Linked DNA regions of Homo sapiens: region 2 is linked to region 1. The links are chromatin loops, found by intact Hi-C in ENCODE. Cell type or tissue: ascending aorta. All regions are shown on one strand. Links, peaks and the distances in the headings refer to the core of each region. The heading gives the core; the rest is flanking DNA. Region 1 overlaps GAP43 (growth associated protein 43). Region 2 overlaps GAP43 (growth associated protein 43).

Region 1 (16,855 bases), core at 5,795-13,794:
GTGCTGTGGCTCATGCCTGTAATCTCAGCACTTTGTGAGGCTGAGGTGGGCAGATCACCTGAGGTCAGGAGTTTGAGACCAGCCTGACCAACATAGAGAAACTCTGTCTCTACTAAAAATACAAAATTAGCCAGGTGTGGTGGCACATGCCTGTAATCCCAGCTACTTGGGAGGCTGAGGCAGGAGAATTGCTTGAACCCAGGAGGCGGAGGTTGCGATGAGCTGAGATCACACCATTGCACTCCAGCCTGGGCAACAAGAGCGAAACTCCGTCTCAAATAAATAAATAAAAGTGGTGAAAATATTCATGGGAGATTGCTGGAGAATCTCTGCTCCCTACTATTTATATTTAATCTGTGTATTGCTCTCCAAAGCTTAAGGGGAGTAGGCTGGGAATAACTAGTCCCTTAGTTATTCAAGGAAGGAAGTCTCCTTCCCTAAACAGGGGTTGGAAGAGCCCAGTGTTGCGATGAGGCACGTTAATCATGCTGGTCATGTACCAAGGCACAAGCCAGACAGAATCACTTGACTAAACTCCTCTAGAAAACTTTTGGATATAGCAGACATAGGTATAAGTTACCTAACTGAATCAAGGGTCAAAATCACTGAGACTCAGGAAAATACCTATGGGAAGTCAGCCCTGGGAGGAAGCATCTCTACTCTTGAGCAATGGGAGCAAACCCTCTGATGAACACTGCCCATTACAGAAGCACATGTTGATTCCCTCAAGAAATGACATGCTCAAAGGACAGAAGGGCTGGCAAAGTGAGGGGGACACTAGACTCTGCTCTCAGAGAGGTTGCTATGCCTTTAGCAGCCACTGTGAGCTAGGAACAAAAGGGTGGAACTCCCCATCACTCAGCTAAAAAGGCTATCACAGACCAGTCCATGAGAGGGACTGTGAGGCCTCTTCTGCTAGCAACTGAAGACAGAAGAAGAGCTGCAGGAAGCCAATGCATCAAGAAAAAGACAGAAAAGCAGTTTACCAGCAGACAAACCCCTGTACTACCACCAGAGGCAAATCTTTCCCAGCTGAGAGGCCCCAAGAGCAAAGCACATGCCAAGCTCCTGAAGATGGTCAGAGCTCACCAGCAGGAAGAGGGCCCCAGAGCCCAGGGAACTTAGCATAAAACAATCTTCCTTCCAGGTAAGACACTGCGAAGTGTCTTTTGTTGGATACTCAAAAATGTGAGATGCAATAAGATAAGTATTTTCTTAAATTACTACAGTCTTCCTACTATAACAAATAATGATTGTTCATCTATTTTTTCTTAATTAAACCCCCTTCATAAGTTACAGTCTGAGTCAGCAGGTACTTGAGACATTTTGTTCAATGAATAAATGAGTCAGAGACTTTTCTCACCCACTCTACCACACACCCTTCTTCAAATGTTGTCACTCTTGGTCCACTTCTCTGTCTTTCCCCTCTTAGTTCTTATGATCATCTGCTGTATGTTTTTATTTTATTACTAACTGAACTTCGCTTGGGCTATAAACAATCTGAGAACAGAACTTTATCTGTTTTTTTACAATCTTCTAAGCTTCAGTGGCTAAAATAGTGCTGGCACATAGTTGATACTAAAAAAAAATGTTATTTTTAGTTGTTGCATGACCACATGCCATACTGTGTTGGTGCTCAGAGAGTGTGTAAACTCTCTGTGTGTGAACACTCAGCTCACTGGCTGGGTGTTCTCGCTCCAGGTCACTAATGCTGGAGCCTTCATCACGCCACTCTCCAGCAGTCATTTTCCTCTCTCTTCTTACATTTATAAGTGCACAGTATATATATTTAGTATTTCAATTCAATCCTCATCATGATCATGTGAGGAACACATCACTGTGCCTGTTTTATAATCAACACAGATGAGGAACCAGGAAGGAGTCCAGCGTCATCCAGCTTCTGAATGACAAAGCCCTTGCTTAGTCCTCCTCCTGTAAAAGTCAATATTCCCTGGTGCTTAAGAGCATGGGCTGCGGAGTTAGACATGTGTAAGTTTGAATTCCAGCTCTGCCAGTTACTTGGTAGATCCTGACCTTGGGCAAGTCAGCTTTAGGCTCCTCATCTGCAGGATGAGGGAATAAAAAAACTATCCCATTGGGCTGATATGAGAATCAAATGAGTTAATGCACATAAAGCACCCAGCACAGTCCCTGACACTTTGTACATACTCAGAAAGGGGTGGCTGCTACCATTATTCTCATCATAATTATTGCCATCACCATTATTCTCTCAGAGTAATTTCTAGAGCATCGTGACATTAAGTTAAGGCATGTTGATAAGACAAATACCAGAGGAGATTTGGTCATGAGACTGTATTCATCCTGATGATTGTAGGTATCATCACTCAGAGGGTGGAAAAGCTATTTCTTAACTCGACAGTACTACTGAGCTATATCTATTCTCAAAGAAAGAGATAAGCAGGAAACCATGTAAAATGTGCCATAGTACTCAACTCTGTTCTTTCTTATCTTGGGAAGGGGGAAGATCTGTTTACATTGTCAAAGTTAAACCACAGTCCCACTCTACTATCACCTGACACACACCAACTGATTCCTTCTCAGTCTTCTCTAACTTACCCACCCCCCAAAACTTCACCTAGTGTAGGAGCTTAGTGATAGAAATTCACTGAAACTAGAAATCTATTCATTCCCAAAATATGTGACCTTCACCTGACATCCCCCAACCACACACACACACACACACACACACACACACACACACACACACTCATTTAGCCACTATTTCATATACAGTATCTATCCCATTGATCCAACTATATCCCTCACACATCTAGTAAAACAATTGCCTCTGCAGGTTCTGAGAGCTACTCTATGTGCTTGTGTGTGGTAATACTCAAGCCTGATAAAAGTTACAAATGAAGCTGCCAGACATTTGTAGGGGACTAGCTTAAGAGCATCTGGTACTGAAGATCATTATAATTTGAAATTGCCAAGCCAAGTATATCCAATGCACCCCCACTGGATAGTTAGTAAAGCCCAAATATTATATACCTCATATCTAGTAAGGATACACAATACGTGTCAGAATGCATGCTAAAAGTCTAGTTGGTGGGAGAAGGAATTTAAGACCCCATTTGCCAAGGGCTGTGGTGGGGGGAAATGACAGTGGTTTAAATTTATGCATTATAGGTTATGAAGTACTTTCAACTTAAAATGATTCCTCTGAGAATGATAATGAAGAAGGCTAAGCAAGTGTGCCATCCCCTTTAAAAAAATAAGGAAACACAGATTGTGGAAAGCCTCACAATTAGTAGAATGGGTCTTAAACTTAGCCCTCCAACCTCTTATATTTTAAGGAAACTAATAGAAAATTCAATCTAAGAATTCAACAATGAACACTCGAAAAGTATGACTGAATAAGTAGCAATCCTAATATCAGCTCTAGGACTACTTGAAGTAGTTTTAACGAGCAAAATTGGTCTATATTTCAGATATTCTGAAGGGGGTGGCTCCAGAATCTCTGTGTAGGAGGCATTAGGGGAAAGAACATGTTTGCAAGAGAGAGCTGAGTGATTTTTCTTAAAACTGCACTTGTATAGCAAGCACACTGCTTTTTGAAGTATACTTATTTATTTGAGGGGGGCACATGGGATGATTTTGCAAGGACAGTGTTACCTATCAGCAGTAATTTGTACACACCTTAACATTCTACATTAATCACCAGGTGAGTGATTATCCTTATAGAACAGTATTTGAGAAATTAAAAAAAAATAAAAAGAGCAAGTACATTTCTCCCTGATTCTAGAAGGTATGTTGTTGTATTCTTCCACATGTAGAAAAAAATAACTGAATGCCTTTTTTCAGGACTGGGGTGGAAGCGGATTGCATCAGGTACAAGGCATGTGGTTTGAGCATGCATAGACTTCCATTTTAATTAGATTTCTGTCCCCAAGCTGCTGGACAGTTTAAGGAAAAATATGCAGGACTCTAGAAAAATCTTTAACTGTTAATTTTGGATCTAAGTTTGTTCTTGTTGCTCATGCTGCCATTGTCCTTGTTCTTATTTTGTTGACACCCTCTTCATTTTTGGCACTGGATTCTCTCTCGATGATCTGTCATTGACATTCATTGATTACTTGCTACCTGGCATGGTTTTGGGGTCAAAAGATCTGAGTTTGAATCCTGGCTCATTCACTGCTTAAATGTATGACCTGGGATAAATTACTTAATTTCTCTAAATTTCAGTTTTCTTATCACCCATATTAGAATCCTATTACCTATTGTGCAGAATTTTTTTGAGGATGAAAGAAAATAGTATTTGTAAAATGCCTGGAAGAAGACAATACAAATGAAGTACAAATTGTTACTTTCTGGAGACTGGGGATTGAGTGAATTATATGGTAAATATTTTATAGTTTTCTTTTATAGCTCCACAGAGGGATGTTTCAGGGATATGCACACTTAAAAAAATAATAAATGCCTCCCACTAACACATATAAAAAAGCGACCTTTAAAAGTAATGACATAAAATACCCTCATATGCTTGGAGAACATAATAATAGCAAATTCTAAAACTATATGTCAAGCACTCTTCTAAGCACTTTTATATGATATATACACACCCCAAACATATTTATTGCATATAGTTTGTATATTAACTAATTCAATTCTAAGAACAAAACTATGCAATGGGTACTATTATCTTACAGATGAAAAGACTAAGTAGAAGGACATTAGTTAAGTAATTAAGTAATTTGCTCAAAGTCATACAGCTAGTAAGTGGCAGAGTCAGGGTTTTAACCTAAAATACTTGTATAGGTTACATGTGAGGTAAAATTACCCTTGAAATCCAGAAAGTCAAGAAGCCAAGTGAATAAGGACTAGGTCGAACTGCTCTCTGAAGATTTTTCCTCAAGCCTCCCAGGCAAGGTAAAAAGTGGAGTGCGGGGTGGCATAATTCAGAGCAGGACTTTGTCATCGCCAGTGTCTGCCAATGCTGGCCTAGTTCACTGTCTAAAAGACTAGGCTGTAGAGCTGTCAGTCCAATTTTATCTTCCTGTTTTGAGATCTCTTTACAATAGAAAAGTAGAAATAAAATTTTTTAAGCAAGGGCTGAGGTGTTATGACCTCGTCACCCAGGTGATGCTGTGACTCATTTTCCTTGTGAAGATTTTGACAGGGAAAATTCACACTTGAGATGTTGAAAACAACCCAGAGACCAGGTTCCCTTTTAATTCTGAAAGCAAAAGAGAAAAATATCAGAGAGCAGGGAAAGCAATACTGGGAGAAGAGGGAGGGAGAGGGCATCAGGTCAGGAACTATGGCTATTTAATAAATGAGAAAAGCAGATGAATGGACTAGAGTCAACCTTATGCATTCTTATCAGAAGGAAGGGATTGAGCAGGTGGTAAAGAGAAGGTTCTGCGATTTATTCCTGAGTGTGAGGATTTAAATTCAGCCTGAGTTCCTGAATTAAACATTGCTTTTTACTTGAACCAACTATTCGTGTTCCTTTTTTTCACAATTGTAGTGAGGTATATAAGGAAACCCCATCTAGAACTGTTTCACGCATGCCGTACAAATTGCTCTGAATCGAATGATACTCAGAAAGTATCATATTATTTATGCAGCATAGGTTGTGGAGAAAATGTATATGTTTGATGACTGTGTAGTTCATGGTACAAAGCAGCAGCACACCTCCCACTTTGTGGTTCTGCAGGGAGAAACACCGAACCCTTTGGAGCCATCAAAGAAAGAAAATTCCCTTTTATTTAGTTTGGAAACCAGGCAAGCAAATTTTACGACTCTTGAATTAATTCCTATGAACCTGCGTTCAGGGATTAATAATAATCTAATCTTTGAATGAAAGAATTTGGCTAAATTGGGTAAAAATAGGGAGATATTGTCTAATTCTGCAGTCTTGAGGTCAATGAAAATAACTTTCTACTTGACATATACAACACTATGAGACATGCCACAACCCTCTCATAAGTGATGTCACATGGCCCAAAGGGATGTACAGAGCACCAAATTAGTGAAACTCCAACAATGGGGAGCTTTACAGATGTGTTGCTGCATAAAAAGTCCTGGAGACTCTCCTGAGTTCAAGAGGTGATGTCACCACTCTTACCAGGATTCTGATTTACTTCTCAGAAACCAAGAATTTCCCATATTACTGTATCAGCTCAGAATTATACCCAAGACTAGGAATAAATGATTCCCAGAAAAATCCAGTAGCCAACTCTCTCTGTGGTTTGCAATTTGACAGTTACTACATAGAAAATTCCCTAATTTCTCCCCAAGCCAAATTTGCAATTCAAAGTCATATCAAAACCCGGTAAGCTGAACAAACCAAAGTTGCCTGATACCTCTGCAGCCTCTGGTAAATGAGTATGCATCTGAGTGACTATGCCATGATATGGAAGATATGGAAGCACCCAAGAAACATACAACAGAAGGTTTAAATCACTGCAGAGAATCAAGGCAATAACAGAAGTAGCTGGTGGCGATAGTGCAGTGGGTATGCAGGGAGGACCTAGACGAAGATTCTCCTTTTACCAAATGTCAGAAACTCTACCTAGAAGTACTATTCTCATATTTTAAGGTTTAAAACTGACAATAAAAGCTAACACTATAACATTCAATCTAAGAAGCTCTCTTCCTTAGTCTGTCTTCCACTCTGTGCAACATATTTTATCACAGTAAGCTAAAATCGAATTGTGGTTTCATTACAATATGCCCTTCCCCTTCCCCCCGACCCCCACCAAAAACAAACTTTAGACATTCCCATTGCTTATCAAGCTAAGAAAATATGCATTGCTTTGGCATTTGAGAAATTCATGAAATGGTCCCTATCTTCCCACTTCTCTTGTGAGCATGCCCTGTGGTTTGCAATTTGACAGCTCCCAGGTAAAAAAAAAAAAAAGCCCTAGTTTCTCCCCAAGCCAAACTTGCGATTCAAAGTCATATTGCTGGGTGCGGTGGCTCACACCTGTAATCCCAGCACTTTGGGAGGCCGAGGCGGGTGGATCACGAGGTCAGGAGATCGAGACCATCCTGGCTAACACAGTGAAACCCCATCTCTACTAAAAATACGAAAAATTAGCCAGGCTTGGTGGCGGGTGCCTGTAGTCCCGGCTACTCGGGAGGCTGAGACAGGAGAACGGCGTGAACCCGGGAGGCAGAGCTTGCAGTGAACAGAGATCACGCCACTGCACTCCAGCCTGGGCGACAGAGCGAGATTCCTCTCAAAAAAACAAAAACAAACAAACAAACAAACAAAAACAAAGTCATATCAAAGCCCGGTGGGCTTGACAAAGCAAAGCCAAGTCAAACCACCCTTTGGGTGACACTGAAGTTTGCCTGCCTTAGAAGAACCTCTGCCCAGTTATATCTTAGCAGCTTGCTCAACTCAGATGCTGCACAAAGGCACTTACAGCTAAATCTAGGCGTCACATGCAGAAGTGCAGGATAGAAGAGAGTGGTGAAAAAAAGCACAGAAAACTTGCTGGGTTCCAGTGGAAGGGCCAGACCAGTGAGCTAGCAGCATGCCAGCTGCACTCCCAGCTGCAAGGGAGTGCAATGAGCTGCAGCTGGGAGGACACTTGTGGAAGGAAAAACAGTTTTTTTTTTAACAATCTGAGTTGAGTAAATTGCTTATGTGTGAAAGAAACATTTTGTGGAACCAAGTTAAATGGTGCTAAGTCACTATACAAAGGATCACACCCTCCAGCTCAAGACACCTGTCTCTAGGGACTATTTCTAACAATCTTAGATCTGGATGAAGACAAGGCAGTGAAAGCTATCGAGATTAGCTAAGGGAGCACAGTGACCTGGCAACAGAAACAAAAAGGGCTTCTTAAATCCCCAGGGCTGTTCCCTCAGCAAGAAGGAAAGGCAAGGAGGACAGATGCTGTCTACAGCCTAGCCGTTCCACATGTGGACCAGCAACATCTGCACCACTAAGGGCAGTTTGGGCTGGCAATGCAGACTGTCACCCCGCCCAGGCCCACTGAACCAATATCTCCATTTTAACAAATCTTTTGCACATTCAATGATGAAATATACTGGCCCACAACACTCAGACTAAACACACCCGTTCTGAGAAATCTACAGTTCTTTTTGAATATCTCTTTAAATGAAAAGTTTCAGACAGTTTCAGAGGTGCCTCTATTATAAAATTCAGAGAAATAATCAGCAGCAAGAAGGCCAGGCCTGACATATCCCAACCTGACTCCAACTTTATGAAAGTCTCTTCACTTCTCTGGATCTGTTTCTTTGTCTGTACATTAAGGGAGTTGACTAGGAGATTTAAGACAAACATTCAAAGTGTAAGTTTGAATTGTGTGCAAATGTATATATGTTCTGTTTCCCTATTTCTCTAGAAAAGAAACATCTAAGAAGTTATCTGTGATCTTATTCTAGTATCTGGAATGGTATTTATAGGTATATAATTATAGGTACATAATTACTGGGAATTTTGGAATATGTATACAACATGAGGATCTCCAAACTGAGAGAGCACCAAACTTCTCCGCTGGCCAGCCTCCCATGTGGCAATACCCTTGACTCTGTACAGTTAAGGATGACTTGACCTGCATGCCTCTATGAACTGTTAAATAAACCACCTCAACAGGAAAGCAGACACCATCCTTTAGGCATCTAATTCCTACCCTCTCAGAATGCAGTAACAAACCCTTCATGATTCAGCAAAAAGCTAAACATTCCCCCAAAGCCTCTGCGATGAAAAAAGTGAAAGATTCTAAAGAAATGTCTCCCTTCACAAGTTTTAAAGCCAAGTTTTTAGCTGTGTTGAAAATCTGAATGGAACTCACTGTCCTAGTTGCGGGGGAGGGGGCTGCTAAAAATAAATAAATAAGATACGCGAATCACTGTTATCCTCTACCACAGTTGGCTTCAACCTATTTAAAAAGAAAAAGAGGTCAGAAAACAGAGAGGGAAGGTTCTAACCCTCATGAGCTTCCTACACTCATCACTGGCAGATGCAGTATTGTCTCTCTACAGCTCGTCTACCCTCGTGGGTCTCTTCAGTCATCAGCTTTTAGGGATGGGGACCCATTCTGACCCTAAGAAGCTTGCTGCCTGACACCTTGCCCCTCTTCCCTTTTCTCTCTCTCTAATATTTTATTTTAATTTTTCGCTCTCCTTTCATGTGGACCTGAAGCCACTTACAGCCTGTGACAAAGCCCATCACATCGTAGTGTTTAATGTTCATTCACATTATTGAATGAATGAACAAATGCATGCTGGTGCCATGTGTTTCCAAGCGAAGAGGAAATCTCACACCAAGTCTAAATTTGGCCACGTCTACAATCATCTCACTTCTTTCCACCTGCTTCGTTTACCCTCCCCCCCGAAAAAGAAACTTGTGTGCAATTGTCTATAGAACCTGCATTTCATAGTGAGAAATGGAAAGTTCAAATGAAAAAGCCTAGAAAACTTTTTAAAAATAGTAATAATCATGAAAGGCCATTGTTTTCCAAATGGGGTCTCTGGCCTTCACTCCTCAGCTGTTTGTTCCTTCCTGTGCTGTCTTCTAAAGACAGAGCATTGCTGTTTAGTTTCCAAAGGTCCGCTTTTGCTGACAAAGAAACCTTCCTGCCGGCCGCTCTTCCACTCCCCTGGCCCTGTTAGAGAAAGAGGCGCAAACAGCCCGAAGAATGCTAAAGTGCTTTTTGCCGCCTCCAAGCAAGGAAAAAGTGGGCGGTACAAGAAGGTTACTTCCAATTGACCCAGCTTTCTCTCCTCTTCCCCACCCGCTGCTTAACCTTGGCTGACCCAGGGCTGCTCAGTCCCCGGAAGCAGGCTGCGGTTGCTGCTGCGGGTGGGAGCTGAAGGCGAGCGGGCCAAGAAGGGCGAAGGAGAGAGCCCGGCGCATCGCCCCTGGGTGCCCTCCTCCCGCGGAGAGACCTGGGGCCCTGGGCTGACGCTTTTGTTCTCCAAGCCCCTGAAAGAAGCAATTATCTCCCAAACAAGAGATTGTGGAGATTCGTTAAAAATGAAAGCGAACTCCCGGGTGTTCGGGGAGCAAGAGGCCTCCCCGGAGGTCTGCGGAGTTGGAGGAGGAGCCCCGCGGACCCCAAGCGCCGTGTCGCTGCCTCTGGGGGGCTCTCCGTGCAGCGGGCGGAGGCCGCGCCACGCCCTGCGGTCCCCAGGGTCTCAGCGGCTGAGGCCACGCCCGCAGCACGGCCGCGAGCCCGCGCGGGTGGGGGCGCAGAGAGCCGGTGACTGACGGCAGCCGGGGAGAAACAAAGAGATGAGATCACACTGCAGAGCCGCCGAGGGAACGCCTAAAGAAGGCAGAAAATGAGACGCGAAAAGGGCCTCATGGAGTCAGAACGCAGAAGGTGGGGTAGGAAGGCCAAGGCAGAGAAACGAAGCCCTGACTTGGAGAAGGGAAACCAGGCAGTTTGTAAGCCCAAGAGTAAGAAGCAAAGTGGGGAGAAGGAAGACAAGCCAGAACCAGCCCTACTTAGGAAAAAAAAACCAAAAAAGTTTGCTTCAACCCTCTCCTCTCCTCTGCTGCCCGTCACGTTGTTCTCTAAACTCTGATGATTTGTGTCAGTTCTTTACATCGTATTTTGTTTTGTTTGAGTCTGGGGTCTAAGGATGGGCTTCAGAGTATCCCTGAAGTAGTGTGCAGTATGTTTGGTTTATATGATTATTTCAGTGTTGAATGCTCATAGCTTTTTTATATGTCTAAGGTATGTAATACCCCGAAGAAGGTTAACTGTTTCTAGGCCGCACCATTGTGGAAAAGAAAAAACAAATAGAAAACAGCTAACATGGAAATGTTACCAGGGATGAGGAATTTAGTAATACCTTGTCTCTTTGGTTAATCAGATTAATACCAGTCATCTAATCAAAATAAACATTTTTGGCTGGGTACGGCGGCTCACGTCTGTAATCCCAGAACTTTGGGAGGCAGAGGTGGGGAGGATTGCTTGAGCTCAGGAGTTCGAGGCTAGCCTGGACAACATAAGGCAATTGTGTCTACAAAATATATTATTTCATATATTATTAATATATGTTACATTGGTTTTGCCTGGGGCTCCTTGAGGCAAGTCACCAAAGGAGCAAGGCCAAATCTCATCACATAAGATTATTAACTAGAAAAGACTAATTTGTTCTAGGGCCATACTTGTACCTGATAGCTTCTCACCCAACTGTAAGTTGATTAAGGGCAGTGACCTTATCTGGTTTGTCATTTTAACAGCAGCTCCTAGCATAGTCCGTGGGACTTAGCAGGTACTGAAAAAATATTTGCGAAAGAAATTAATGAATTAACAAGTGAAAGATAGTCTTCTCCCCATCTCCCCATAAACTGATCAATACCCAAGAGGCCCGGGATCAGTTTCACCATCTGGTGGTAACTATGGGTAGTTGAACAAAATCTCACCCAGTGTTCCTTTCTTCGTCCTGGGGGTGAACACACACCTAAGCAGTCTTTCTCCTTAGACCTAAGCAACTCACCTCTCCTACACTTCCACTTTAGCTCATCGCTTGCTCACATAAGCCACTCATTTCCTCTTTTATTCTCTTTTTATCTGTTTTCTCTTTGCCCTCTCCCCACATGATGTTTCTTCCAACCTTTGCCCATCATAAGAAATCATTTTATCCATCCCTCCTTTCATTTATCTTGAGACTCTCATTATGACACAGAAGTAACTAATACAAAAGAGTTTTGCTATAATTTTCATTCTCAGTACTGTTGAGGGTGGGCTACCATAATACTTGTAGACTAGAAAAGGGAAATTATACGCAAGTACGTGTGTATATAGTTTTTTATATTTTTGCATTTTTAATGAAATTATATATGAGGAAATGGTTCTATTACACTCCGAAGCCCAGTAACATTATTTTCTTCTATGTTTCCATTGCAAACATATAGAATTTCAGTTACATTTTGGATCAATCTGAGTTTTACAGACAGGTCTGGAAATTTTAGGTTATTTCTGTGGGGAAAGCCTTTTATGTTTCAAGTTTAACAATTTCTTTTTGAAATACAATCCATTTTTTACTAGGAAATTGCTTGCTTTTCTAAGAAACTTCTCTAAGGGGCTGTTTCACTGATACACTTTTACTTTCTGAGAACGATGGAAAGATAACATTTCTATTATTACAAAATCGAAGTTTAGGTAGATTACATCATTTTCTCCCAACCAAATTTCAGATTAGCAGAAAAAGTCCTCTTTTACCTAGATCAGGGATTCCCCACCCTCAGTATACATATTTACACCAAAGAGGCTTGTTTAAATCCAATTCATAGGTTCAACTTTCAGAGATGCTGGTCGAGGGAGCCTAGTATAAAGAGCCCAAACTGCATGTTAGTAAATGTGCTAGTGGGCTGCATCTATGGTCCTTAGACCTGAACCACAGTCCTGATTGGAAACAGCTTCCTTGATTTTATATTAAACAATTCAGAATTTTCTATTTCTACCCCATTACCTCTTTACTTTCAAGTCAAGTGGATACCCAGCAGCCGCTATCCCACACAAATGACCAAGAATCACTATTCTAAATTCCAGCATGCATAGACCCACTGAACATAAGACACAAGGCCTAGAAGAGACCATCACACCATGACATTTCATAGCCCTTGAAACTGAGACCAAGAGAGTGAGTCAGTAGAGCCCCAGATAGAGCTGGGGCTACCTCATCACCCCCTGTGTTTTTGTTTATGTCCCCAGGGCACAGAGTATGAGAAGGCTGAATTTTGGACAAAGTAGATAACTGAATTAGATCATTAGTGTCAAAGGCATGCTTTGGCCTAAGGCATGTGGCAGGCCTCAATTTATTATCCTTCCATCCCAGGCCTGAAAAATCCAGATTAACAGACTAGACTGTTCCTGTTGTATTTCAGTCATTCTAACATGCTTTGATCCTCCTGGGTAGTTCGTGTGGAATTATAGAAGCATAGCTTAAAAGAAATAGTTTATACTTTTCTGTCCCAGAAGCAAAATGCCCCAGTTTTGCATAATGTCATTGAATATTATAGTATTCAATGAAAATGCAAATTAACTTTCAGTGTTTTATCACATTTACTAAGTTATGAAATATATATTGGTCTTATGCAAAGTTTTGGTACATGTGAAGGTACTGATAGCCCCAGTTCAGGAGAAATCCCATCCTTCAGGCAGACACTAGATCCCTGTATATAATATTCTGTACATACTATTTGACATGATTTAAGAGAATTTTGCAGAGAGAAGATAGTGAAGCTTATAGTGATATGCATATTTGTAATAACAGACCTGTTCAATAGCTATTCTAATACAATAAGCTGACCTTAGTGTTGTGTTTTAATTTTTAGGGATAATACTGATTACCATATAGTCACATAAATATATACCCTGGGGAAAAGCAAGTATCTACAACAAAATAAATTCATTAGCAGAAAGGATTTCATCTAATTCTTGTGTCCAAGGTAACATTGGCTTTTTAAATAAGGAACCATTGACTCTAGTTTCAGGAACCCTGATCCCTGCCAGACCCTTCAGCAATGAGTTTAGAAATATTCTGGTGTTCACAGATCGAAAATTTGACCACCTTGATGCAACCTGGCCTCACTAAAGTTTAGTCTATACCTAAGTTACACAGATCTCAGAGGTGTGTGGGGCATGAGAAGTTTCCTAATCCTACCCTCTACTCATACATATTTCTTGCCTGGAAAACTTTATAATCAAAGATTTATTACTACTTTCTTTAGATGTGGAGATTTGCCCAGTATCACTAGAAATTTTTAAATATACCAAACCATCTGAATCATTTCCTAGGTGTCTCTGGACTTCCCTGCTAGATGCCCCCCGTGAATTTCCATATTCTTTAAAAATCACCTCACTCAGTAATAGACAGTAATGAGACCTCTGCACAGAATGTTACAGCTGCACTGTACTGTGTACATTTCTGGAAAATGGACTTGGTATTATTTTCCCCCAAGAAACCACCAATTTACACATCTGTTCTTTGCAGCAGTGGATATAATTATCATGATGCTGTTTATAGGAACATGACCCTCTGAAGGGGCACTAGCTAAATATCTGTAAACAGGGATAAACATACTGTGTTTCTTTCTCAAGCAATTTGAGTAATTTTTGCTGGAGGAGAAAAAAAGCCATCTTTTGTCCAGCCAACGTTTGGCAGGATTCGCCTTTCTGAAAGTGTGACTGTGTGTGATTCGTTGTGCCCCAGGAAGGCAGATTTACTGAAGCACTCTTCTGACTCAGGAACATAGTGTTCAATTAAAACAGAGCTTTTAAAAAAAAGACTGCTAAGAAAGGTGAGCTGAAGTAGCATTGGGTCTGCTCATCTTTTCCTCAGATCTTCCTGGGATGAGCTGGGGTCTTTAGTAAGGACCATTTGTATTTTCTAAGTATCTTTCTCCAGAGAAGAACTTTTCAGATAAACTCTCCTCCTTTGCGGTTTCATCTACTGGATAAGTGGACAAGTGTGTGACTTGCTTAAGTTTATATTGAAATTGAGTAGAATAGTCAATATTTGAATCACTTGGTACTTCATTCTGAGCACCAGGCAATTCTGTTTTATATATATTGTGGCCAACTGATAAATTAAAGTGAAAACAATTGAAATATGGATGTATTTTTTACACCACAGCAGAAAACTTCAAATCTGTGAGAGTCAATTGACTTGAATTTTTCAGCCTTGAAAAAGGCAGAATCATCCAATCACAGAAGGAATGTGTAAATGCCTATAGACAGTGGATTTGGTGTTGGGGGAGTGGAAAGGGGAGATGTGGAGACCAATATTTCCTCTCTACTCTTGATCCATGTATTGTAGAAAATGTTCATTAGGGCTAATTTTTTTTTTAATTTCAGATGTTAAATATCTGAAAAGTGATACATGAATCTATCTTTCATAGGAAAATTCATTAAATATGAACAAGGCAAAGTGTTATTTTTAATATAATAGCAATACCTACATTTGGATGGCATTACTCAAACTCTAGGGCCAGTGCAGAGTGAGGACTTCAGAGATAAGGCCCAGAGGCAAGATTAGAAAACCTAACATACAACCAGGATTAAGAAGCATGTGGCATGTCTCTGAACGAGGGATTTGAACTAGATGGTCAAGTCTTTTTCAACTCATTAATTCTAAGAATCTGTAAACTTAGTCTTGGGAGAAATAAAAGTTTTAGGAGGCGCAGGTTACCCTTGGTGAAATAGTGGTATTTCACCCCGCCACACAAAGTAGGGGCAGACACCATTCTTCAAAAACTTTTTCTAGTCTCCTTTGACATTGGAAAAATTACCTTTTTATTTATTTTATTTTGTTTTTAAGACAGAGTCTCACTCTGTCGCCCAGGCTGGAGTGCAGTGGCAAGATCTCAACTCACTGCACCCTCCGCCTCCTAGGTTCAAGTGATTCTTGTGCTTCAGCCTCCCAAGTAGGTGGGATTACAGGCATGCGCCACCACACCCAGCTAATTTTTTTGTAATTTTAGTAGAGACAGGGTTTCACCATGTTGGCAAAGCTGGTCTTGAACTCCTGACTTCAAGTTATCTGCCCCCCTCAGCCTCCCAAAGTGCTGGGATTACAGGTATGAGCCACCGCACCTAGCCCAGTACCTCATATTTTGGGCAAAAAGACAAAAATTTATATGCCCTGTTGTCAGTATTCTCCCAGATGAGGTAGAGAAACCCAGTCTTGAAGTTTTAGCTCTGCCTTCCCTCTCATTTGAGTGTCTGCTTAGTCTAACCTAACTAGATCCTTCAACTTGCCTCATAATTTCTTTGGCTGGTAACTTCCTCTTTCAGAAGTTCTGAATAGCAGAACACATTCAGTTGCAGAGGTATATAAAATTGTACGGAATCCACTGTTAATAAGTTACAGAAATTCTCCTGTCAGTACATTTAGTAGCTACTATTTTGTCTCAAGACGGTGGTCTGAACCAAAATTACACTTCATATCTATTCATTTTCATCAAAATCTGTCAACCCTTTCAAAAATTACCACAGTGAGAAGTATATGCAAAATATTAGGAACTTAGGTGAAACGTCTTAATAAAAATCATTTATTGAACACTGCATAGGCGGCTGGGTGCAGAGGCTCATGCCTGTAGTCCCAGTGCTTTGTGAGGCTGGGGTGGGAGGATCACTTGAACTTAGGAGTTTGAGACCAGCCTGGGCAAGAGCAAGAACCTGTCTCTACAAAAAAGTTTTTAAAAATTAGCTGGGCATGGTGGCACATGCCTGTAGTCTCAGTCACTCGGGAAGCTGAAGTGGGAGAATTGCTTGATCCCAGAAGTTGAGGGTGTGGTGAGTTATGATGGTGCCACCACTGCACTTAAGCCTGGACAACAGAGCAAGACTCAACAGAGCAAGACTCTATCACAAAAAAAAAAAAAAAAAAAAAAAAAAAAAGAATGCTGGATAAGAATCATCAGGAATACAGGAATATAGAGATGTAGAAAATACGATTCTTTCCCTCAAAATAATTACTGTTTAAATATGGTAACAACAAATGAAAGAATTAAATAAATAATACAAAAGATAATATCTTCAGAATTAAATGAGCGGTACAGTTTATTTGTGGAGAATTCAAAGGGAAAGATGGATTTTGGGGAAAGGTGATGGACTCAGTTTCAATGGTAAATGTTTGGAAGGAACTAGACACCCAGTAAGCAACTAGAAGCATCTTAGTACAGGAAATATACACTTGAGTGTCTTTTATGAGAAGGTGATAGTTGAAGCTATGAAGGTGGAAGAAAATTCTAATTAAGAGAATTAAAAATAAAAGATCAGAAAAACTAAGATCATGTTTTTGTATCACCTCTATCTAGAAGACAGAGGAGAAAGTAAAACCAGCTTAGAGGAGGAGAGTAACAATTGAAGAGGGCCAGAACAGGGGCCAAGAA
Region 2 (16,855 bases), core at 5,940-13,939, 49 kb before region 1:
GGAATACAATCAAGCTAAATCCTCCCAAATTCTCCCACTTTCTCTTGTCATCCATTGCCTGGTCCTAGGACAAAAGACGAAATTTGGCACAAATCTGTTTATTATGACAGGAAATTATGAAGCTCTATTGAGAGAGCCTCAATATATATTCATTTTCTCAAATGCTTCAAAGTATTTTAAATGTAAATATTTATTAATTTATTTGTTCAATAAGTTGTTACTGGACACCTGCACTGTGCCAGGCATTCTTCTAGGTACTGAGAAAAAAAAAAAAAAAAGCAAAATCCTTGCTCTCCTTAAAGCCTTTCATAATATACCTTTAAAAGACAATAAAATTCAGGCTGGGTGCGGTGGCTCACACCTGTAATCCCAGCACTTTGGGAGGCTGAGATGGGTGGATCACCTGAGGTCAGGAGTTCGGGACCAGCTTGGCCAAAATGGTGAAACCCCGTCGCTACTAAAAATATAAAAGTAGCTGGGCATAGTGGCATGTGCCTATAATCCCAGCTACTAGGGAGGCTGAAGCAGGAAAATCACTTGAACCTGGGAGGCGGAGGTTACAGTGAGCAGAGATCCTGCCATTGCACTCCGGCCTGGGGGACAAAAGTGAAACTCTGTCAAAAAAAAAAAAAGACAATAAAATTTATAAATATAGAATGTTAGAAATGAGTGGACCCTTTAAGATCATCCAGTCACTAAACCATAAACTCTTCAAGGGTAACAGCAGTACCTACTTCAGCTCAACCTTGAATCCCATGTCCAGCACATAACCTCATTCAGGAAAGAACCTCAGTAAATATTTCTTGAGTGAAGGAATGACTGGACAGCCTCATTTTACAGGTGATGACACTGAAGTCTAGGTGCATAAAGGAACTTTCCCTAAATCATATGACTTGCTTATGACCAAGCCAGAGCTAAAACTCAGGTCTATTTGTTCAGTTTTTCCGATTATATCAGGTGGCCAAACTCATTTTAGCAATTCGGCACTGAAACTAAGTAGCTAGAGTCCATAGGGTTTTAGTGACCCATACAACTTTGGAGATTAAAAAATTGTTGGCTCCAAATTATAAAATAAAACCCGTAAAATTAAAATTGATGAAACTCGATTAGATGGCTACAAAAGGAAATGTTAGTCAGTTAGCTGGAACATATAAAACTCTCTCTCTCTCTCTCTCTCTGTATATATATATATATATATATATATATATATATATATATATATATATATATTTGTCTGAGATTAAAGTAATTTTTTACTTGATATTATTGAATATTAAGCAAAATATTTGCTTTGTTTTAAGCGAAGGGATGACTAGTTGGCAGAAAAAAAAGTGGGTCAAGTCAATGGATGCAGTGAAAGTTTTATAGGCCACCAAGAAATTATGGAGAGGAAAATAAAATATGGATGGAGGAAACAATGTAAAGAAACAATCTATTACAGCTTCCAAAGTGAGATAAACTAAGAACTCATGATAACATTTTTTAAAAATTCTACATCCAAATAAGGGAACAATAGCCAGATGTGGACAATACACCTGCTCTAGCTAGCCCTACTTTTGGTAGGAGACTGCATGTGAGTTTGGGAAAGGTTTTAACCTCTGACAAAGCAGAACTTATTATAAACAGAATCCAAGTTTTGTATAAATAGTTCCATTTAAGCCTGAATATCAGAGGGAACATTTTGATATTGCTAGCTTATTCTCCCACTGATGTCAACCCTAGATAAATCATTGCAGTGATAAATAATGTCGACTGTTTAGTTTATATCTACATTTTCTTACCTGTTCTATTCAGCAGCTTAAAACAACTGCCTGGAAAGAATTATGGATTGTGACTTCCCTGGTCCTTTGTATAAAGTATTTAGCTATAGTTAACATTTTCGAGCTCTTACTATGTGCTCAGAACAGTGCGAAGTGTACCTGTATCATTGCATTTAATTCTCACATCTACCTTAATCACCCCATTTCACAGCTGGGGAAACTGAAACACAGGGAGACTGAATGGTTTACGTAAGGCCACACTGTAAATTCCAACGTAGGACAGAGTTATCTCAGCAGATTTTACTTTAGTTGCTTTCCCTGGTTTTACCTTTGCCCAAAAAGAATGGGTAAGTTCAGAGTGATAACTAAAGCAGGGAGTCCGGTCCACAGCTATGTAGGTCTGAAGATTACAACGTTTAAAAATTGTACCATTAAAAGCAGCTAAAAATGAAGGGAAGAATCCTGATAAGTCTTCTGTAGTATAAAATCTGGTCTTGGCACTTTCCAGCACTAATTATGTGATTTGTAAATGCTAGAGATGAGTTAATATGTAATCTTTAGTATTTTGTGCAAAATCTTTGATCATCATGGTGAGTGTCAAAGACAAATGAATGGCTGGGGCCAGCTGGTCACTCCAATTACCATGTTCCATTTAGAGTAAATAGTCACATTCCTCATCTAGCGGATCAACCTCCCTCTGAGACAGTTATTACTTAGGAAGGGGCTATAGAGTCTAGAAGATTGAAGTGTGATTTTCAACACCAGGTGACATAGAACAAGTGAGTAGAAGCAATGACCTGGAGCTGGCAAATGAGGAAAGCCTGGAAGTGCTAGTGTGACGGCTGAAATCCAGCAAGGCGAAGCGTAGAATATGCTTGTTCTTTTTCAGTTTGCCTCTGAATAGTACTTTTACTTGTATTAAACATTAAAACTTAATATTAGTACTGTTATTTTGTTTAAGACATTACAGGAAAAACAAAAATGAGTCACAGTATTATGCATTAAATGTCTGTGTTCCTTCAAAATTCATATGTTGAAATTCTAACCCCCTAAGGTGACGGCATTAGGAGTAGGAATCTTTGGGAGGTGGTTAAATCATGAGGGTAGCGGACTCATGACTGGGATTAGTGTCTTTATGAAAGACACAACAGAGAACTAGCTAGTCTCTTCTACCATGTGAGGACACAGCAAGGTACAGAGAAAGCTGGCCCTTACCAGGATTTGTCTGTTGTTTATAAGCCACCTAGTTTATGGTATTTTATTATAGCAGCCAAAGACACTCGGGCTGTATGTGTGTGTGTGTGTGTGTGTGTGCACGCGCACACGTGTATCTATGTAGTGACCATTGAATGAATTTCCTAAGACTATTACTATTATCTACCTAGTGATGGCTTCTCCCCAAATCCATCTTTACCAGGGCAAAATCAATCCCCCAAATCCAGTTCTATTATAAAACCGAATGTGTCTAAAAAAAAAAAACAATAAACAAAAATCGATGATGTGTTTTAGTTTTAAATTTAGTTTTAGTAGTTTAGGCTTTTTTTCCTTTTAGGGGAAAAAAGTTTTTTCAAGACACAAATTTTTCAAATGGAACATAGTCATATTTTCAGGAGTAAATAACCTTATTTATATGAGAGGCTTAAGCTAGAGGCTCAAAAACTTGATTAAATTATTTAATGAAGTTGATTAAATACTCTTGCTGTGCCACGATTTAGTCTCAAAAATTATATTCAGTCATTTGGACAGATAATGTTAGAATCTGATAGAAAGCTGTAACCTGCCCATGCCATGGCATTTTAGCCTTGACAAAAACATTGCTCTTCCAAGCCCAAAGACAGCTTAGAGATTACCACCACGTTCACTGGCAGCCTCCATGAATTTTGTCATTTCTGTGTTAACTTAAAAAGAGAAAGTTAACATCATAGAAAGTAAATTCATATATTCTTGATGCATGATAGCTCAAGGATCCTTCAAAAGGGAAGAAAGAAAATGTTTTCATTCATTCATTTATTCATCCAGTGAAAGAAATTATGTCTTACTATGTCCATACACTGTTCCACGAACTGCAAGTATAGCAGTGGTGACACAGCCATGAAAACACAAAGCAAAAACCTCTAAGTTATTGGAATTTATATGCTAGCAAATTACTGTAATAATGTGTTGTTTATTGGAGAAAGAATGGTAAAGGAAAGAACAGCTAGATAAGAAGCACTCAGCCCTAAGGAGCGTAATTCGTCCTGGGTCACTTCTCTTGGATTTGCAAAGCTGACTAATTTGAATGAATCTCAGAAGTTTTGAAAAAGGAAAAACCATAGTAGTTTCCATATTCTTGATCCACAACCACAATTCCTAAGAAAGATCAAAACCACACTAAGACAGCAATAAAGATCTAAGTTATCTCTGCATGTATTTACAACAATGTAATGGTAGCCTTAAAGGATTCAGGGGATTAAGTGGACAATTTCACAGTGGTCCTTGAAAGATGTATGCCAAACTTGCTCTCTGATTCTTGCTAAAATAGAGTTTGGAAGCAGTTCTTGCCTTTATGCATTCCATTCATTTCCTTGAAAGGATGAGAATAGCATGTCGATGCATTCTGTTGGTGAGCAAATACCAGGAGCATATGCAGCAGCGGCTGCTTGTGCGCTCAGCCAGGCAGCCTGGTTGCAATGCTGCTGGAGGGATGGCGATGTTCCCAGCTGCCATTGCCTACACTGAGCTCTAATGGCCCTGTTTTCTGGCTCCAGTCCAGGCCCTTCCACAGCCCTACATTACTGAAATTAGGTTGAGTGGATTTCCGAGTAAAACATTACCTCTTGGGACCTGCCCAGCTCTCCCCAGCCTTGTCAACATTGATTAAATAGAAGCTGCTATCATCCTGGGGCCATGCCCACAATTACTCTACCAATCACCAATGAGCTGGGTGTTTGCTTCCTCTCTTTTTATTTTCATCTTTCTTGAATATTAAGCATCATCACCTCAAAAGCTCAAAGGAAAGTAATAATAATAATAATAAAAATCTTTGGCAGCTAACTCACATATGGCCCTTTTGTTGCTCACACAGTCTTTTTCTTTAGCTATATACCAGATGTCCATCTGGAGCCTGGATCATGGCTTTCAGTGGTCACTGTGATCCACATTTTGCTCGTTTCATTACCATGTTTCACATTTTAAGTTCCTTTCAAAACACTGAGCCAGTATATTTCATTTTGATGTGAGGAGAATTATGCAAGTAACATCTCTGCCCCCATTTCTTCCTTACTTTCCAAGCACTTAAAAGAGAGAATAACCTTTTTGCTAATAACACTATACACTAAAGGATTTCAAAGAGTAACCAAGAAGAAAAATCAGAGGCAGCATGATGGGGTCTCAGTGATATCTGCAATATGCCATCTACATGTCTACTTTTTCCCTCAAGTTTAGGCCTAAGACCAGGCTGATTCCTATTCTAGCCTAGACTTTGCCACTAACTAATCATACGACTTCAGAGAAGATGCTTTTCCTTTCTTTGTCTCAGTTTCCTAATATACACATAATATGAATAATAATGCGTGCCCTACCTTATCGTGGGTTGTTTGGAGTTTGAAGGGAGGTATTTGAAAGTGCTTTATAAAATCTAAAGTGCAGAATGTAGTTTGTCGAGATTTTAATCCAATTTATGGGGTTTGAGATTTGCTGAATTTTAATCCAACCTTCAGGAAATGAAGGATTTGAGAAATTCACTCAACCTAATTCTAGCTGCCAAGTTTTAATAGTCTCAAGAGGAAAAAAAGCAATTCTTCCACTACCCACCAAAAAACTTCTTTCCCAGACAGATGATTAAGAGACCTTCTCCCCTAGAATGTTTCTGTAAAGTCTGACTCTGATGAGGAAACAAAGATATGAATGACTAATTAATTAGAGAGCACTACTCAGAAAATAAAGATATGAGTGACTATTAATTAAAGACAGCTACTCTTATAAAACTAGGACAGAATATAATATTTCTAGTCTATAGAACAAAAGACAGTGTTTTTTTCTGAATGGAGAAAAAACCCAGAGATATTTTTTTAAAAAATTAAAACTAAAGCCAAAGAAGGTACAAGTTGACTAGCCTTGAAAACTTCTTAAAACATTATTTATAAAAAATGTCTATCAAATCATCAAAAATTAGTGTTCTCTCTTCTTCCCCAACTAGAAATATGCAGAAACATCAATAATTATAATTTACATGGCTTGCCTACTTGCCCTCAATAATTTTTGGAATAAGATGAAGTAAATATATTAAGTTAAATGATGTTAACTTTATTTCTTACCATTATTACAATGAATAAGTCAACTTCTAAAGGTTAAAAATTAAAACAAGAAATTAAGGGTATTCTCACTTTAGTATAACAAACAGTCAAATAAAATCACTCCCTCATCCCTGCTCCCAGCTAAATTACATGCTGAGCTGGCAGTGGAATCTGTGGGTCTATTGAGGCATTGCTTCAGTTTGTTTGGGGGTTGGAGGGAAGAGGTAGAATGCAGAGTCAGCCTAAAGATAAACACTGATGGTTCCAATGGCACTGAGAAATTATGAGAAATGCCATGACAAGAATAGAAAAATAATGCGATAGTGAGTGTTGTTAACTAATAGTGATGATTAGAGACATTTCAACCTAGGAATTTTTGTTTTCCTCCTTTCTGTAGGGGGGTGTGTGTGTGTGTGTGTATTTAGAACTTAAAAATCCCACGTGTGCCCAAACTTTATCATGGACTTCTAAAGACCTGAGTTTCAGGAGCTCTTTTCTCTCAGCATTTTCAAATTCTTGTGAGCTTGCCATAAATTGATTGCAAGTGGTCATTATCACAGTTGCAGTGTTGGCTCATAGCACTTTGCCGTCAAATAATTTCCTGAATTCTTTTTGAAATAAGGACTATTTTATTCTCCCAGGGGAATTCCAAATACATGCGTGCACGTGCACACACACACACATATGACCGTGAAGAATTTATAGCTTTATTTAAGAACTTTGATATATGGTATAACCACAGAAATCTAAAGCTTGGAGGAACGTAAGAGATACTTTAACACCCAATTTTTTGATAAGAAAATTGAAGCTGTAAGAAATTAGGTAATTTCTCTACTATGGTCATAAAATTGAAAAAGGCAGCACTGAAATCCAGGACTCCTGACTCACAGCCCAGTAATCTTTCCTTTATGGTATGATATTTTTCTAGGAGACTGGGGCAGATGACATTCAAAACCCAAAAACATGCTTTATCTTTATGCCTTGGCAGGCTGGATTCACTGAGACATTGAAGCTGATAGTTTGGTTTCATTATCTTACCAAACATAAAAACGGAAAAGAAGGAAAAAAAATAGGCTATGTTCTTAAATAATTTGAGTGGACAAAAATCATAAAACCTAAGTTTCACTTTGGGAGGCTTCATTTTTAACAGAATTTTATTATTAACTATTTTTTTTACCCAGTTTTCACTGTGAAGGGACATTAAATAATGAAATTTTTTTGCTATGAACTCTAACCATGGACACAAGCAAGAGATTGAAGAGCTAATTGGTCTCAATAAAAACAATTTATACATCCTGAAAATTTGGTTCAAAACAATTTTTAGTGGATTTCTCAGAGATTTGAACTAAACCAAATTATAAAACAAAAACTGGAATAAGCAGAACCATGTCACTGATATTCAACTATAGCAGTGCTTTTTTATACTGATCAATGAATCAGAAAAAGATTTTGTTATTCTCCCTCTTTAAAAACTCCATAAATCAGTTTTAATCAGGTTTAAAATAAACGTGTTTTAAATATTTGAGTTAAAATATCTAAATTATCTCCAAACAAAATTTGATTTTAACACTTATTTCACTCAGTTCAAACTTCTCAATTTTCACAGTAAAAACTAGGTCAAGGTATAGCCTATGATATCTACAGACAAAAAAAAAAAGAGTAGGTGAATAATTTTTCTAGGTTGACTTAGAATGTGATTTCCCAGAAAGCAAACTTTTGGGAAACTTTCAATTTCTATGGTAACCATAAGTTATCTACACTGCTTGGCACATTATAGTGAATCAGCACTTTAAATTGTAGTTCTCAAACCATACACATGAATCCGTGGGTGCTACAGTGAACTCACAGGAGTGCCAATATATATTTTGAAATTTGAGAGAAACTATCTGTTGGATACTGTGCAATATACTATTATTAAGCTCCTTGAACCTAACTGTCTAATAAGCAGAGGTTTAGGGGTGCCGTGAAAAAGTTATCGAGCCATAAACTGGAAAAGCTTGAAAACATATGTTTAAAATTAACATTAAAATCAATTGCTCATGTGTGTGTATATATATATATATATATATGTATGTTCATGTATACTTGCAAAATGCAGTAAAAATTAAGAATGCCATTTGAGACTTTAAAGTGCTATAAAGGACAGTTACAATATGACTGATTATCCAGTAATAACCTTTTTTCATATTAGCATTTTAAAAAGCTACTTAGTCAATGTTTGTACATCACCTTGAAAATGAAAAAGTGCTTTATGATTTGGTTCATTAGCATATATTCTTTGACATAGGCCTTAGAGTGAAATAAGCAAATTTATGTTATTGTTTTAGAACACGATCAATTTACTAACCTTTAATTCTAGGAAGTCAATGTTAATTGTATGTGTTTAACACTCTGAAAAGAAGTTTACAAGAAACACATCAGTAATTTCAATTCTACATCTCCCCGTTTCACTCCACAGGATCCCAGTTGAGAAGAATCCCAGCTAGGTGAAAATCTGAGCTGGGATTTCAGCCTCCAGCCTTTGCAAACTCAATTGCCTAAGAGGCCAGGCAAACAACATTAATGTGAAAATCTGGCCAAGGGTAAAATTGGCAGTGGGGTCTGTGGGGAACTGGAGAGTGCAGGTTTTGCCTAAAGGCATTAAAAAATGCTAAAGAACTCTCGCTGCAAAAGCAAGAGGAGGCAGGGCGTCTGGAGTAAGACATGTAAATTTGTGGACTCTGACTTAAAATGAAAGAGGTTCCCATTAATCAAAACTAATCAAAATAAAAGGCAGTCTCATACTTGCCTACAAGAACTAACTTTAAATCTGGGGTTCTGAATGACAGTGCTGCTTTTTCTATTTTACTAAATTTAAACTACTAGCATTTAAGATTTTTCAGTGAAGTAAAAATAAATAATACCTATTTCAGATTTTATAAATGTCCCACCAAAGCAAAAAGAGATAGCAAAAAAAAAAAAAAAAAAAAAAAACCCAGCCAGTTGTCAATATCATCTGTTCCCTCACTTGCCACTCAAATATTCTACAACTCTACATCTCTCCACGTGCCTTTCAGATGTCCTACATTCCTTGTAGTAGATGCTGTTGGTGCCCCTCTCAGATCTTCTTTACCAGGTCCATGCTCCCATCCCCCAGCTGCCAGAGGTGTTGGCTGCTAACAGCCCCACCTGCCACTTGGGTAAGGTATAGAAAATAGGAGCCACCTCAACCTGGTTCCTGAGGGGTCATGCCCCTCTGCCTACCATGACTCCACTCCAGTACCCTTGCTTTTGGACAAAACAACCTCTATGGTGCAGTTTGTGCTTCAGAGCTCTCTGTTGGATCAGGCTGAGACATTTCCCCTGAACTCTCGTCTTTGCCTGGTATCTTCCTCTGCTCTATCCTCTTTTCTCTCACTCTCTTATAAGTTTGCACCAATAAATTATATGCACAAGAATTCCCTTCTTGGACTTTGATTATGGAGATCTGGACCAAAGATAGCTCTTTAACCAAAAATTAAAAACTGGAGTTGGGAGGCAGACCAGCCAATGATATCAGTGAAGGATGTAGTAAATCTTCAAGTTTGACTCATTTGGATTTACTGCTTATAATTCCTATGACCCAGCTCAACTACATTTTCAACCTCCAAACTTACACTAAACAGAATTCATCACTTCATTCTCATATGGAAGTTATATGCCTTGCATTATATCATAGTTTGTGGTATCTTTTTAGTCTTCTTCAGTTGACTGTGGACTAACTTCTCAAAAGAAAAGTATACATTTGTTGGTGTTTTAACTCCACAAAAGCAGAGATTTCTTTTATTTTGTTCACCAGTGAATACCAAGTACCTAGAAACATGCCTGGAAAGTATGTTTCTAGATACTTGGTATATATGTGTGTGTGTGTATATATATATGTGTGTGTGTGTGTGTGTGTGTGTATCCCGATATATATATCTTGAATGCTTTGTGACATGTAGATGTCACCAAAGTAATTAAAGTCACCTCAATTACCTCGGGAAGAAAACCTGTGGTCCTATAATGTTACCATGATCAAAGGAAATAGCAAAAGTTTGTAAATTTAAAAATATTGGATTATAAAAAGGAACCCCAATGCTATTCTGTTTCATAGCCATGAAAATCATTATCCCATCATTCTCCATTTTTTTGCTAACTTTAATTTTATACCTATCTTCTAATTTTATAACCAAGTCTTCATATATAAAGAAAAAGTAAGAAATAGATATCTACTATAAGCATAACTATTTTTAGATGCGCAAAGTAGTAGTTAAGAGAGTTGATTCTAGAGCCAGAGTGTTTACATTTAAATTCTGTCTCTCAGGCTGAGTGCAGTGGCTGATGCCTGTAATCTCAGCACTTTGGGAGGCTGAGGTAGGAGGATCACTTGAGCCCAGGAGTTCAAGACCAACCTAGGCAACATAGGGAGACTCAGCCTCTACAAATAATTAAAAAAATTAGCTGGGCATGGTGGCATGTACCTGTCATCCCAGCTACTTGGGAGGCTGAGGTGAGAGGATCACTTGAGCCTGGGAGGTCAAGGCTGCAGTGAGCCACTGCACTCCAGCCTTGGTGACAGAGCAAGAGCCTGCCTCAAATAGAAACAAATAAATAACAAACAAACAAATAAATAAATTCTACTTCTGACACTATGACCTTGAGTAAATTACTTAACCTCTCACTGCCTAATTTTTCATAATATTGGTACCCACCTCATGGGGTTGTTATGACAATTAAATGTGTTCATTTAAAGTCCATATCAATAAATGACATATTTAAGTAAGCGCTTATAAGTGTTGGCCATTATAATATGACTAGAAGGGACCTAACATTGATTAATGTTTACTATGTGCCAAGCATTGTGCCAAGAGGTTTCACATATAGGTAATCAAAATGTATCTTTGCTGCTTTTCCATTTCTTCATAAGTAAAATAGGAATAATAATATCTACCTCATAAATTTGTGATGAACATTAAATGACAATAAACATTTTAAAATGCCACTTCTTTGCTCACATGAATGCCTAATAAATGAGTTATCTTCAACCTTTTCTCTTCTAACTTATGCTTATCCAATCATAACTCACAGCCAAAGAGAAACTGTCTTCAAATATCCTGACAAAGAAAGAGAAGAGTCTCTGACTTGTAAAGTTTCTGCTTGTGGAGTGAAAAAAAGAATAGTTTTTTGAAAACGGCTTTGAAGTCAGAGACCAAAGTCCAAAAATGATCACAAAGGCAAAGGTGACCATCGGCCAAACTTGAAGGGCAGCAAAGAAGAGAAGTCATGATTCAGTAATACAAGAATCAAGGCTACTAAGCAGTAATGCCTTCAAGGGCAAAGACCTTTCTGATATCGATGGTATTTCAAAGCAGAACAGCCTTCTCTATTTCACATCTAAAGAATAGCAGCCAGTTGATTAAACAAACAAAAACCTTATCTTTGAGCTAGCTTCATTTGTAGAAAAACTATGTTTACCATACTGAATGAGTAAAAGGCCAAGTCACAGCCTACCCCCCAGCTGGGTAGTAAATCTTGCATCCAATAGGCAAGTTACAGAGAGGATGGCAATTCTCCAGGCTTAAGACACTCCATCCAACTTCAAGAAAAATTCCCTTGTTTAATCATAATGCTGGAATCCTATACTTGAAAAGGACCCTAAGACTTCTTTTTAATAATTGATTCCTTAAGTTTCAGGAAAACGGTAAGATGCAATGAGATTTTTCAGCTTTTTTTGTGAGAAAGTTCTCATTTCCAGGAAGTACTGAAGTTATTTGGGGACAGGCATATGATGAAGGAAAAATCCTTTGAGAAGACTGCGCTGATGGGGTTCTTCTTTCTACTTATGCAAAACACTCTCGTTTCTGGGCGTTCTCAAATAGGGAATCCCAGCAGACTTTGAAGAATAAGGAATCAGAATGGGGTAGGAAGTGGCTGTTCTCTTGAAAGTTTTCTAGGCAAAGAGACGTCATACTTCTTTTGGAATCTTGTTCAAACATGATTGAAGTTAGCACCGACCTCCACCCTCCACGAAGGATTTTCTACAATTCCTCCTGCTGCATTTTGGAGGAAGTTAATAATTTTCAAAAAATTATACCTCGTGTATTTGATGTTAATTATTTAGGTCCATACTTAAGAGGTGAGGAAAAATTAAACAGGCTAATCATGTTTGTTGGTAATTTTTTATTGAATCTACTTTCTTAGCTTTTCCTTCTCAGTTTTTCATATTCATTGAATGATTGCTTAGGCATTGTACCGGCCTTTTCAAAAGTTTGGGTTTTTTATGTTTTGGTATTTCTATTATACCCATTATTTTCAACAATGTCACCCTAGATCTCATCTAATGAGATCAATCATAAAAGTGTTACTGTAGTAATTCCTGCCTGCCAGACTTTGAGAAAGTTAACCAACTATCTTTCAGTTATACTGATTTCCATTTAAAAATTCAATAAATGATTTTAAATGTTTTAATATATGATGAGTTAATATTCCTTATTATAAAGTTGGTATTTCCAATATTTACCTTTAAAAGCAAAAGCAGATCTAGGTTTGCCAAATCCCATGATCTGATATTTGATTAAATGATTTAATTATCTGACACCAGGGTTAAAATACAGAAACTAAAGCCAGACATAATTTTAGCTCTGTAAGAATGACACCAATAGTGACTACAGCTGCCTAAAAATATTTCCTATTTATATCTACTGCTTGGGTAACATTTAAATTTTTAAATAAAAGCACTGCATTTATGAGTCATATTCATTCAGCTCATGCCTTGCCGTGGTTCGGCATGATGTGTTTGGGTAGTACTTGAGATTAGCCAGACAATTATTTATCTTTGTTGTTTAATTTTCCCTTATGGCTGTATCTACACAGCACAAAGTAAACTAGAGACTTGGCAGTTGTCTTGTTAATTTTATCAAAGCAAATGGCTAAGCCACATAAATCAGGACAAAAATACAAAATCTGTATATACCGTCACAGACTCAGCTTGTAGTTGTTCATGAAATTACAAAGTAACAGAAGCTGAAGGAGACCTTAGAGATGATCTGATTTCAGTTCCTTATTCTCTATGAGAAAAGCTAAAGATGAAGAGTTTTTGTGACTTGTCCAAAGACACACAGCTAATTAGAATTCAGCGATCCTCCATTAGATCATATTGCCTTTCATAGCCTTGGGGAATGAGTAAAATCTGCTTGATTTTAACTTGCATCTCTTCCCAGAGTCCTAAATGTACTGTATTACTCTAATCCTCTCTCCCTTCTTTCTTCCTTCCCTCCATTGCTATTTTTGTTTGAGAAATGCAAGGTAATTCAATATAATTTTGCTTTAAGGCCTACCAAAAGTAATTTTAGATACTCTGGAGGCTTGCAGAATCATGGCTGAGGATTACTGTTTTATCAAATTCTAACATGTTATGTTCAAATTGCGGGAGGTGAAGTGGATATTTTATGCAGAAAGAAAATAAGTGGAGACCTCTAAAATTAGTAACTAAGGTTGAATAGTTAGCATTTGATTATGGTAGGCTTCATAGGCAAAATGGCATAAGAGTTACTGGAGAATGAAAATCCAGAGATAGCTAAAATTACTACAAATGCTATCATATCTAAGAATTTAAGAGATCGTTGCACTATCCTGAGGAAGAGGAAATAAAAGTGTAGATAATTCCTCCCATCTATCACCCCCTTCACCTCCAGTGCCAGCAGAATGTTAAAAAGCCAACTGTGAAGATTTAACTCAGTTTGGGAGTTAATTTTTAAAATATTGTTATAACAAAAAAGCCTTGCATTATATACTTGCATGTGTGTAAATAAATGCAATCTCCATCTCTTACTGGGACAACTCATTTTGCAGTCATTGTGTGCCTTGGCTTCCTGGGGCCTGTCAAATTATGGTGCTGCTTTTGAGTAAAAAATCACTTTAGGAATCAATAGCACTCACTGGAACACAACCAGAACTATATTGAAAAAGTGATATTAGTATTTGTACTGATTTTTTATTTTTCAGTCAAAGATCTCCAAGCTGTTTACTTATTTTTAGTGGCAAAGAATGTTATAGATTTGACTATTTGGGAACACTATAACAATAAACAGTTAAAGAACAAAGAGTCACGGAGAGTCCGTGTTTTTAGAGGATAGCTCTATAGAGTCATGTACGCTCTGCCTATCATATAATACAGCCATTTGAAAAATCATGCCTCACTTTTCTGAACCCAATGTTTTTTTCTCTCCAATAAAGCCATTTTCCAAGACATACTTTACATCTAAAACTGCCTCCTATTTATTATCTACCTTATTTCAAAATCCTATTTATTTGAAAGCAATCAGAATACATACAGAAACTTCAGAGTAGAAAGAGGCTGTGGAGATCCTCTAGCATTTCCCCACCTAATGCAGGAATCCCCTATGATACCCCAGGCAGAGGGACAGCCTCTACTTTAACAGGCATTCCAGCTCTTCTGTAAATTATTCCAGATACTCAGCTGAAATCTACTCCCTCTAAGTTTCTATGGAGTTCTGTCTTCTGGAATAACACAGAACAAATATATCTCAAATATATTCTCTGGCACATGATAGCCCTTCAAAAAGGCAAAAATAGCCTCTTTCCTCATAAAGTTACAAACATCTTATTTTCCTCTTCAATCATAAAACTTCACTAAAAAATAAACTGGAATTGTGCCATCTTTTCCTCACCTTCCTTATTTCTCTGTGAACTGAATTTTAGCTTTACTGTTTTTAATAACAGTGTTCTCCTTGATTTCATAAATATACATATTCCCAATCCTAAGGCCTTTTCTCATTTACCATTGTTCTTTATCTTTCCTTAAGTACTCTTTATTTTGACTGTTGACCTTTACCTGAGCACTGTACTCCAGAAAACATCAACAATTAGGAAAGTTCCTTAGCCTTTTGCTTTCTTAAATCTCCCACATCTTTTTGTACTCCAGGAAATGGCTAACCTTGAAGAACACTCTTCTCCATATGACTTGCGTCAACTCTTTCTCAGGACTCCCGTAAGACTCAGAGATGATCCCCTTCTTTACCTGTAACAAGGGCAAATATAGACCTTTCCCCTTTTGCCTGAAACTGCTGACAAAAATAGATACAGATACTCTTAACTTTCCATTCTTTGTCTCATGGATGTTTAGCTGAGATTAGAATTTTTTCCTTTGAAAGGAGCTACACACACAGAGAAACAAATCCTGTTTAGTTGACTGGACTTCCCCTGATTGCAAAACAACACAAAATTACCTGACCTATAACTTGTCTACTCCTTCCTATAAAAGTCTAATGGAAAACCACCCTGCCAAGACATGATCTTGAGATCTGGAGTCTCTTGCAACAGATTAAGTAAAATCATCTCCTTAACTGTTGGTGCATTTTGGCTTTGACACCTTCTTAAAATATTCCTTTTTCTTAGCTTCAATGAGCAGTATATTCTGGATTTATTTCTGCTGTTTTCTAGCTTTTCTTTTGCCATTCTGGGTCTAGTTTTTTTCTTTCTGTCCCCTAACATGACCTCAATCCAAGATTCAAGTCAATATTATCCTTGTAGACTCTGTATCAGAAAACTCATTCCCTCTAATGACTTCAATCCTGACCTCTATCCAGGTAACCACCTGATTTATATTACCACTGTCTTATCATTAATCCTTAAAGATCACTGTAAGCATATTACTTTCTTTATCATGAAATCTTAACTCCTTGTTCATATCCATCAAATTCCAAGTTCTACTTCCAACTTCTTAAATTCTTAAATTCCAAATTCTTACTTCCCAAGTAAGTACAATCTTGACTCCATTCCTGGCTCCAATCCTATGTCTTTATCTGAGACATCACCTGACCATTATCTCTACAAGTGTAACCAGATTGGCCTTAACATTCTCTCAGTGATTCAAATTTAAAACCCTCTCTCCCAAATGCACCTGTATCTGTTGATTCTTCTTTCTCAGAAGCACATCTCTCTAACTGAGGCCAAGAAATGGAAAGAAAAGATTTAAAAATAGGAACTGTACTAATACAATTGATGTTAAATATATCAGACTCAAAGAGAATTGAATCTAGCAATACTACTACAATTTGGGCATGGAACCAGTAATAGCCAATGGGAGGAAGGACAGGTTGGCGGGGTGGAATGTCTGAGGCTTATGATTATGGGAAACAGTAAAATAGAAGGTCAACAGCAGAAGTAGTAAACAAACATTGGAGGTTGGTAGAACACAGCAACTAAAAAAGTCCAATGTAAATCAACCATGGACATTTGGGGAAATCTGTCAGCCAACAATACAGCCTCCTAATTATAGGTCCAAGAACAAGATTACCATCTCCAAGAGAATAGATGAGAATAAGGCTAGGCCTTAGTCTTGGAGAAACCAGAATCTAAAAGAGATAAGATAGGAATGTAGGTAATGTAAACCAAGCAGAAGTCTAGTTAATGGAACTGTTCCCAAGTAAGAAACCAATTATTGGTGGGTACCATTTGACTTGGTGGTGAGCCAATTGTGTGTAGGGCTCTTTAAATGACCCTACCCCCGGAATAACAATGATACTGATTCCACAGCCAGGTACAGAACTCACCTGAAAGAGAGATGGTGAGTGGTGAGTGATCTCACAGAGGGGCTCAGAGGATATATGACAGTACACCAAACTGGCATTTCAGGGGGTGGCAGAGAAGATACTAATATCAGAACGAATAGAGTCATATCTTAACATATCATTCTGTTCCCAAGGTAGACCTCTTCCAAACTTCTTCTCTGTTGTGGATAGTGGTAGCTAAAATAGTCACTTAAAGCTGACAGATCATAATATGAACGGGAGAGGAGAT

What was found. Hi-C counts contacts between places; a loop is a spot of excess contacts. Peaks named below come from ENCODE experiments on the same cell type or tissue, not always from the same donor. Only the 100,000 strongest peaks of a DNase experiment are listed, where the experiment ranks them.
Region 2: it touches region 1 in a loop (2.4-fold over the local background); 8 of 110 quality-filtered maps call a loop at or near these places.

The regions. Positions count from the first base shown.
Region 1 is chr3:115,651,863-115,668,717 of GRCh38, reverse strand. The region is part of intron 1 of GAP43 (growth associated protein 43); the gene reads right to left. Among named protein-coding and RNA genes, the nearest start is that of GAP43, 37 kb to the right of the region's middle. RefSeq lists silencers at 9,782-9,851, 10,032-10,261 and enhancers at 9,183-10,054, 10,055-10,927. In ascending aorta, for the core only: no CTCF peak of the experiment used is centred there; DNase peaks (open chromatin) are centred at 9,757 and 10,197; H3K4me3 peaks cover 2,098 bases; H3K27ac peaks cover 4,038 bases.
Region 2 is chr3:115,701,093-115,717,947 of GRCh38, reverse strand. The region is part of intron 2 of GAP43 (growth associated protein 43); the gene reads right to left. Among named protein-coding and RNA genes, the nearest start is that of GAP43, 86 kb to the right of the region's middle. RefSeq lists enhancers at 3,922-4,422, 4,423-4,923. In ascending aorta, for the core only: no CTCF peak of the experiment used is centred there; no DNase peak of the experiment used is centred there; H3K4me3 peaks cover 648 bases; H3K27ac peaks cover 1,406 bases.